Linked DNA regions of Homo sapiens: region 2 is linked to region 1. Evidence: chromatin loops called from intact Hi-C (ENCODE). Cell type or tissue: endothelial cell of umbilical vein. All regions are shown on one strand. Links, peaks and the distances in the headings refer to the core of each region. The heading gives the core; the rest is flanking DNA.

Region 1 (4,461 bases), core at 977-3,476:
ATACCATCAAGAGTTCCAACACATGCATTGTGGGATCTCCAGAAGGAGAAGAAGCAGAGAAAATATTTGAAAAAATAATGGCAGAAAACTCTCCCAATTTAATAAAAGACATGAATCTTAACATCCAAGAGTCTCCACAAACTCCAAGTAAGATGAACTCAAAGAGACACATACCTAGACACTTTACAATCAAACCTTTAAGAGCCAAAGAGAGAATTTTGAAAACAGCAAGAGAACAGCAATGAATCACATACAAGAGATCCTTAGTACAATTGTTTGCAGCTATTTTTATCAGGAACATTGAGGCCAGAAGGTGGTAAGCTAATATATTCAAAGTGCTAAAAGAAATAAGCTGCCAACCAGTAATCCTATATCTGGCTTAGCTCCTTCAAATAAGGGAGAATTAAGACATCCACACATAAATAAAATCTGTGGGAATTTGATACCTGCTCACCTGCCCTGCTAGAAATACCTAAGGGAGCTCTGCAGGGTGAAAAAAGGTTACTAGACAGTGACTGAAAGCTATATAAAGAAATAAGAATCTCAATAAAGGTAAATGCAAGGACATTGTAGCTCCACTTTTTAATTTCTACATGATAAAAGCTCAATTATCATAACTTTGGTTTGTAACTCCACATTTCGTTTTCCATATAACTTACGGAAACTACTTCATTTGAACTAAATATGAGTTTATATTTTGGGGTACAGAATGTAAAAAGATGTAATTTTATGACATCAACAACCAAAAGGGTAGGTGGAGCTGTTAAAGAGCAGAATTTTGTATGTGATTGAAGTTGGTAGATATCCAAATTAGAGGGTTTTTTTGTTTTGTTTTGTTTTTTTTTTTGAGACTCTGTTGCCAGCCTGGAGTGCAGTGGCGCGATCTCGGCTCACTGTAACCTCCACCTCCCGGGTTCAAGCGATTCTCCTCCCTCAGCCTCCCAAGTAGCTGGGAATACAGGCATACGCCCCCACGCCCAGATAATTTTTGTATTTTTAGTAGAGACGTGGTTTCACCGTGTTAGCCAGGATGGTCTCGATCTCCTGACCTCGTTATCTGCCCGCCTTGGCCTCCCAAAATGCTGGGATTACAGGCATGAGCCACCGCACCTGGCCCAAATTAGAGAGTTTTCAGTTGAGGATGTTAAATGGACTTCCTATGGTATCCACAAGGAAATAGTACTGATTATATATATAAGAAAATGAAAAAATAATTTAAACTTTTCACTACAAAATATCAACTACCCACAAAGACATAGTTACGCAAGAAATGACAGACAAAAAAGCTCTAAGGCATATAGAAAACAAATAGCAAAATGAAAGAAATAAAGTTTCTCCTTACCAGTAATTTATTTCAACTTTACAAAGACATAGTTAAAAATAAAAAATTTATACATTTAAGAGATGCAGCTTGATGATTCGATATATGTGTACATTGTGAAATATTGCCACAATCAAGTTAACTAACATATCCATTACCTCACATGGCTACTATTTTTTTTGTGTGTGTGTAGTGAGAACACATAAAGCCTCTTAAATTTTGCGAAGACACTCTTAGCCAATTTTAAGTATACAATACAATATTGTTAACTATAAGCATATTGTTCTGGCAATATACAAAAATGATTTCCAGAACTTATCTTGCCTAAGTAAAATTTTGTACCCCTTTACTATGTAAGTATTACTTTAAATGGAAATGAATTAAATATCCAATCAAAAGACAAATATTGGCAAAAGTACAAAATCATGATAACTGTATGCCTTCTATAAAAGACTCACTTTAGAAAGACACAAATACATTGAAATGAAAATATGAAAGAAGATATGCTAATAGTAACCAAAATACAGCAAGATGGATATACAAATATTAGACAAAACAGACATTAAATTTAAAAAGGTTACGATATATAAGGAAGAAAATTATATTTTAATAAAAGTTTCAGTACAATAAGGAGATACAACTAAATACTTACATTTGATAAGACAGGGATGAATCTTGAGGATATTATCCTAAGTGAAATAAGTACCCAAAGAGAAATACTGTATAATTTTAGTCATATGAACTACTTAGAGTATGCAAAATCAGACAGAAAGCAGCATGGTGGTTCCCAGGAGTGGAGAGGAAGATAGAATGGGCATTTGTGTTTCATGGGTATAAAGCTTCAGTTTTACAAGATGGAAAGAATTACGGAGATGAATGTTGGAGATGGTTGTATAACATTATGAATGTATTTAATAACACTGCCCTCTATAGTTAAAATGATGAAGTGGTAAATTTTATGCTATGTGTATTCAACCACAATTTAAAAATTAGAAAAAATCAATTTAAACCTCATCTTGTGTATGGGTATAAACATGTTGGTTTATATAAGTCTTGTTCTAAATACATGAGTTAATATTTTTTTAAATGGCAATTTACAATGTTTGAAAAGCATTAAGTATTCATTAAGTGCTATTATTGTGTTATATGTTTTAAATATAGATGTACAGTTCAATACTCAGATGCAAAAATGAGTTTATTTCTCATATCCAAGCCCATTCTTGTTCCACTATCTTAGCTTATTCTTAGACATAAGAAGAGACTTTGAACTTCACTGAATGTACCTTTCTCTCTCAAGTCTGTGGCTCCCTTTACTGGGAACACTCTTTCACCTGGCTGTCACCTAAACTGAAAAACCAGTGTGTTCTTAGAAGTGTCCTATGGCCTTCAGCATTTATATTTGACTTCCCTTTCTGATTATTCCATAGTGTATATGTTTCTGAAATTATTTTATATTGCAGTATTAAATGTAACGGAGTTTTTTTTTTTTCCCCTTTTCAGTCAGTAAGATTTTGAAGACTGGAATATTATCTCTTACAGTTGTATCTTTAGTATTTAGCTGAATGCCTAGAAAAACATAGCAGTTAAATCAATATTTGTTAAATGCATGAAGATTAAACAACGATCATGTATGTACTTCCCCTCATCTTTTTCTTGCCTACTCTATTGCATATGATGGGAGATTAAATTGAAAGTGTAGTAAAAAATCAATATGCTTAATGAAAACTGTTATTAAAGAAATTGAATCTAGAAATTGTTGAACTGTGCTAGGTTTAAATGATTGATTGCCAATAAACATCAGTTGATTGATAATTCTGCATGTGGCTACTGTAAGAAAATAAAATCTTCAGCAAAATTTTAAATAAGATAGTCCAGAAAAATTGAACAATGCATAACTGCAAATATAAGAACCACCATTACGTGACTTGTTATTTGCACATTTAAAAATTATTGAGTACCTACCATGTGTCAGTACAGTGCAAACATCATAACACAAAGTTGAATTGGTAAAGGTCCTTTGCACAGAGTTTGTAGTCCAGAGAAGAAAAGTGAGAACAGTCAGTTTTATTCTGATGTAACAAGTACTTTAGTTTTTTGATGAGGAACTTTAAAAAAAAAAAAGAGTAAGTTCAGGCACAAGAGGCGTTTGTTTACTTTTGAAGGACACACTGGATTTAGGTAGATAAAAATGACAAGAGAAGGTTTTTCAGTAGAGAGGGAGAGAAGAATGTATTCAAGAACAGTAGTAATGGTTGGGTACGGTGGCTCAAGCCTGTAATCCCAGCACTTTGGGAGGCCAAGGAGGGCAGATCAGATGAGGTCAGGAGTTCAAGGCCAGCCTGGCCAATGTGGTGAAACTCTATCTCTACTAAAAATACAAAATTAGCTGGGTGTGGTGGCCCATGCCTGTAATCCTAGCTACTCTGGAGGCTGAGGCAGGAGAATCACTTGAACTCGGGAGGTGGAGGTTGTAGTGAGCCGAGGCCGCACCATTGCACTGCAGCCAGGGCAATAAGAATGAAACTCTGTCTCAAAAAAAAAAAAAAGAACAGTAGTAATAAAACAATGGAATCAGAGAACAGCTTGTGTTATGGAGAACTTGCAGTAAAGTGTGAACATGGGAGAATAGTAGGAAGAATTAATAGAGAAATAAGTTTTCTAGAATAAGCTAAAGAGTTTATTTTTTTCTCAGAAAGCTAGAAGAAGCCATTAAGGGATTTTAAAGGGAAAGTGAAATGGTCACATGTAAATTTTATGAAGACCTCTCTGGTTATAATATAAAGTGCAGGTTGAAAGCGAAGGAGAAGTCTCCATAGGCAAGGATAGTTTGAAGGTGAGAAATGACAGGCCTTAAACTAAGGCAGCTACAGTGGAAATAAGAGGACATAATGAATTTGAGATAAATGAAAAAGTTAAATTCACAAGATTTTGTGACAGATTAGATTTGAGGATAAAATGAGGGTTAAAACTTAGCCAGACTTGGTTTTCTAGCTATACCTACGTTAACTAAGAAACACTGCAAGTACATAGGGTTTAAGATAAAAATATTTCTAGTAATTTTGCATATTCAAATAAAAAAATTTGAGACTCAAAAGGCAAATTGCAAGTAGAACTTAACTTTGGAATTTCTCAGGGTAAAC
Region 2 (4,461 bases), core at 628-3,127, 530 kb after region 1:
TGGGTAGGATATACTAAAGAGAATTTTCAAATATGTTTTCTTAAAATTATGGAAATAAAATTTAAGATATATGAATTAAAAACTCACTACTAATAAATAAACCCGCAAATTAAAGAACACTATTTCATTATGCACACACACGTATTTTATCTAAGCAGCAATTACAATTTTCATGAGATTATATCAGTTTAATTTTAAATCTCAATTAGTTTCATTGGAATTATTTGAAATCTCAATATATGTTAAAATTGAGATTATGTTGTTTTTCATTTTCTCTATTATATATCATAGCATAGGCATTTTGGTGGCTTTGGATAAGATTGTTAAATTTAATCAAGACTACTGTGAAAGGTCTTTTCTTGCTAGTATTTACATTAACACACAGAAAGATACACTAAGAGAGACAATTTTTATCATTTGTAATTATAAATCCACCATCAAAATGGCACATTTCATAAAGGAGTGGCGGACTTTTTCAGAAATACTGGCTAAAAGCTGACTATAACTTTTTGCTATTCTACCCCTCAAATTATCAGATTAATGCACATATAAACTTTAATTCTCACTGTGTAAACAGGCTTCTTAAATTCTACAAGAACCTGGATAAATGTATAGTATGAATAAAAGTTATAGGTTTAAGAAATTGTTTGATATCAATATTTATTGAGGTAATATTAATTGGAGAAAGACAGAACATGGTTTAATAAATGCTGCTTAACTGGAAAGCTGAAACCTACCACATTTAATACAGAAACCTAGGTTTGGCCTTAAATAAAAGATTTGCTCATTGTCATCAATAATTTGGGGTCAAAATGAACTCAGAATTATAGTAACTGGCCACTTAAAGAACCACTGCATAATCAAAGGATGTACCATGAATGCTGAGGGTGCAAAGCCAAATAAACCTATTTTATTCTCCATGATAAATATAGATTATTAATGTTATAAGTTTCATCTTCTCAATTGAAGGGAATTAAAACCCGCTCTTTATATAGCCACATCATGGGGAATGAACATTAACATACAGATTTAGCAGACTCAGGTTTGTGTTAACTATTCTAGTTTTTATGCATTTTCGTATTTTTTTTATTTAGTTGTCAACTTCACAGACACCCTCATCCTGCTTTCCAAGTAATACTGCTATGAGTTTCCCCCTAAAGCTGTATTTTGCCTTTCTGTTTTGGCTTGGTAAAAATGTTTGATTTTCCCACACTAGTAAACAATGGGAATTAACTTTCAATAAGAGCAAGCATCTATCAACGTGTCAATGCACAGAGTTTTCGAGCTCATATGAATGGATTCAAAAAATATTGCTCTATAAAAGTATAGATTGAAATGATGAATTGATTTAAAAATTTAGTAAGTATAATTAAATAAGAATTAAAAATTGTTATTATAGAGCTATGTATCTTCACAATTTGAGCTATCCTCCTTAGGGATGTTAAATGTGGACATAAACCTATAAGTAAATCATTTTTTCCTTGGCTTAGGAAAAAGCATCTGAATGTAATTTTTTATAAACTAAACTTGGCGAGATAAGAACATAGTTTTATTTTGCTAGATTTATATAACAAACATATTTAAGTATCCTTTATTTTCTATGAATTAACTTCGGTGTTAAAAAAATCTAGAAGTAGTAACCATAATTAAAATATCATCCATTAATAAGCCTTTAAGTACCCTATACTAATAGCAATATTGTAGAAAAAAAATTGAAATTATAGTAAAAGCAGGAAACCCTAAAAGTATCAGCTAATTCAAGAAATACTTTACAACACAATCTGATCTGCTTCTGTGATTAAATTAACCCTAGAATTACATTTATGTACCACAGTAATAAATAATATTGTTGGCTGCATTTATAAAATTAGAAATAATCAATTATGTGAATCAGATATATTGTTACCTTCATTGTATTAATAGATTTTTAAATCAATTCATTGAGTTTTCCTTTCTTTTTTCTATTACTTTAATAGAATAGAAATTAGTACTTCGTGAGGCAGTTTAAAGTTCGGTAATATTAAGATTCTTTGGAATCTAAAACTATGATGCTATTTCTTAATTGAACTTTAAAAAAAAAAAGCATGAGACTTGCTGATGCTCAGACAGACAACTTACGTTCTTAGAGTGCTTGTGTTTAAGAGAGCTCTTAGGGCATCTATTGGCCTATGTTGGTATTGCATATGAGAATTTCAGTTCTCACAACTTGAGTTATATATTTGCCCACAATGATTACAATACGTGCTGCTGATGAATAGATTTATGTTGGAAATCTGTAATATCTATTGTTGAATTTAAAGTATTAAGCAAATGCATAAAACACATATGGTATGGGAGTTGGTCTTAAAAGCGTTTCGATATCAGCTATTTCAACATCTAAAAAATGTATGTTAATTATTTTTTAGAATCTAATGTCCCTGTTCATATTAGTTGCCGTCACCATTTTACTTACACTTCTGAATTTTTGTTTTGTTTTGTTTTGTTTTTTTGAAATGGAGTCTCGCTCTGTCGCCCAGGCTGGAGTGCAGTGGCGCGATCTCAGCTCACTGCAAGCTCCGCCTCCCGGGTTCACGCCATTCTCCTGCCTCAGCCTCCAGAGTAGCTGGGACTACAGGTGCCCGCCACCACACCTGGCTAATTTTTGTGTTTTTAATAGAGACAGGGTTTCACCGTGTTAGCCAGGATGGTCTCCATCTCCTGACCTAGTGATCCACCCGTCTCGGCCTCCCAAAGTGCTGGGTTTACAGGCGTGAGCCACTGGGCCCGGCCACACTTCGGTTTATAGGAGAGACAAAATAATGGTTCTTTCAGTTTCAAAAGAAGTAAACACAGTAACATGTTTTACATTATAACCTTTACAGCAGAATGTAAAAGGACATAGAGAATATAGCTTTAAGTCTTGAGTTCAGAAATATCATAATGTGTAAGGAAATATAATGTTACTAATGAAAATAATCTGCATATTTATCCAGACAGAGAAGTAATTTTTCCCCAAGTATCACAGGTACTTGCTAGGAAAAAAAAAAAAAAAAGAAAGTCACAGCTATGAGAAAGGATGGAGAAAAATCTGAAATTTAAGTTCTTGTATCTGTATGTGAAAAATATACAAATATTGTAGGCATGTAATAATACATAAATTAATAACTCTATAAGTAAAACTCTATTATAAGTAAGTTATAAATGAAAAGTATTAGAAATATAGAGAAAGTATAGCAGGTCAAAATCAGTAAAATCTCAGGTACGAAGTGATACATCCTCAAAGTGAAGTAAAGAAAAGAGTTTGGCAAAGTGAGAAATTACTACCGATTTTCCCTTATGCTTTTTAACCTTTCCTGTACAGAAGATCCTTCCAAACCGTATGACCCAAAGTAACTGTTCCAGTTTTTGAACCCAAGAATAGCACTAAAACTGTTTGGGAGGAAGTGTGGTAAGGAACCCAACAGAAATGGTTATGTTACTTTTCTTAAAGTATCACTTTTAAAATGTTGATTGCTGTTTGTTGATATTATGTAGAAATTATTTGAACTTAAATAGGCCAACACTGTTGAAAAAGAAACATGAAAACAATTCTATGTAGTAGATTAGCATTTCACAATATACTTCTTTTGTATTTATCACGGCTGATTACCACGTCATGGCCATTCTACTCCCATGCACATATTTGAATAATGCTCTGTGGTCTCCAGTGGTTGAGTAAGTCATGTGCCCACTTCGATACAAAGAATTGTGAGTGGAAGTGACACAAGTCACTTTTGGGTTGAGAATTTAGCTGTTGATGCAAGATCCTGCAACTCCTTTCTCTCTGTCAAAGTAACTGGCAACAATTGAAATAGTGACTGCTTAGACAGAATGGACTCCTGAAGGACAACTATGAACCAAGAGGCTTTTGCTGACCCAGTATGAACACAAAGCATGAGCAAGAAATAAACTTTGATTGTGTTACATCACTGAGATTTGAAATTTGTTTTAGGCCACCGAGATTTGAACTTGGTTGGTCTGTTGCCACAGCATAAATAGATTAAAGACATTGATATGTTTCAGCAACTGAACTAATTTTGAAATAGTTGTGTATGCACTAATCCTTCACCAACACCTTAGTTTTACATTTTCTGAGTTCTCTAGCTTCTTACATGATAGATCTCACTGATCTCCTAAGATAAAGTCTTATTTATTCTATACATTTCATATTTACCTGGAATCAGATAAAATGAATCTCATCTTTTAACTACCCTCTTTCCTCCTGTGCATGTTTGAATCACATTCTGTGGTCTCCAATGGTTGAGTGGAGCCATGTGCCCACTTCTGTACAAAGAATTTTTAGGAGTAGAAGTGACACAAGTCACTTTGGGGCTGAAAATCTAGTTGTTGGTGCTAGATCCCTCTGTATTGTGCTGTACCAGCTTAGCTTTTCTGTCATTCTGGCCCAAATGCATTACTCTAAAACTAATTATCTGAGTTTCA

The links. Peaks named below come from ENCODE experiments on the same cell type or tissue, not always from the same donor. Only the 100,000 strongest peaks of a DNase experiment are listed, where the experiment ranks them.
Region 2: a loop joins it to region 1, with 4 times the contacts of the local background. A loop is called at or near these places in 1 of 110 quality-filtered maps.

The regions. Positions count from the first base shown.
Region 1 is chr4:161,640,674-161,645,134 of GRCh38, forward strand. All of the region lies in intron 7 of FSTL5 (follistatin like 5), which reads right to left. Among named protein-coding and RNA genes, the nearest start is that of FSTL5-AS1, 380 kb to the right of the region's middle. In endothelial cell of umbilical vein, for the core only: no CTCF peak of the experiment used is centred there; a DNase peak (open chromatin) is centred at 2,058.
Region 2 is chr4:162,167,022-162,171,482 of GRCh38, forward strand. No RefSeq gene overlaps it. Among named protein-coding and RNA genes, the nearest start is that of FSTL5, 5.3 kb to the left of the region's middle. In endothelial cell of umbilical vein, for the core only: a CTCF peak has its summit at 2,161; a DNase peak (open chromatin) is centred at 2,170.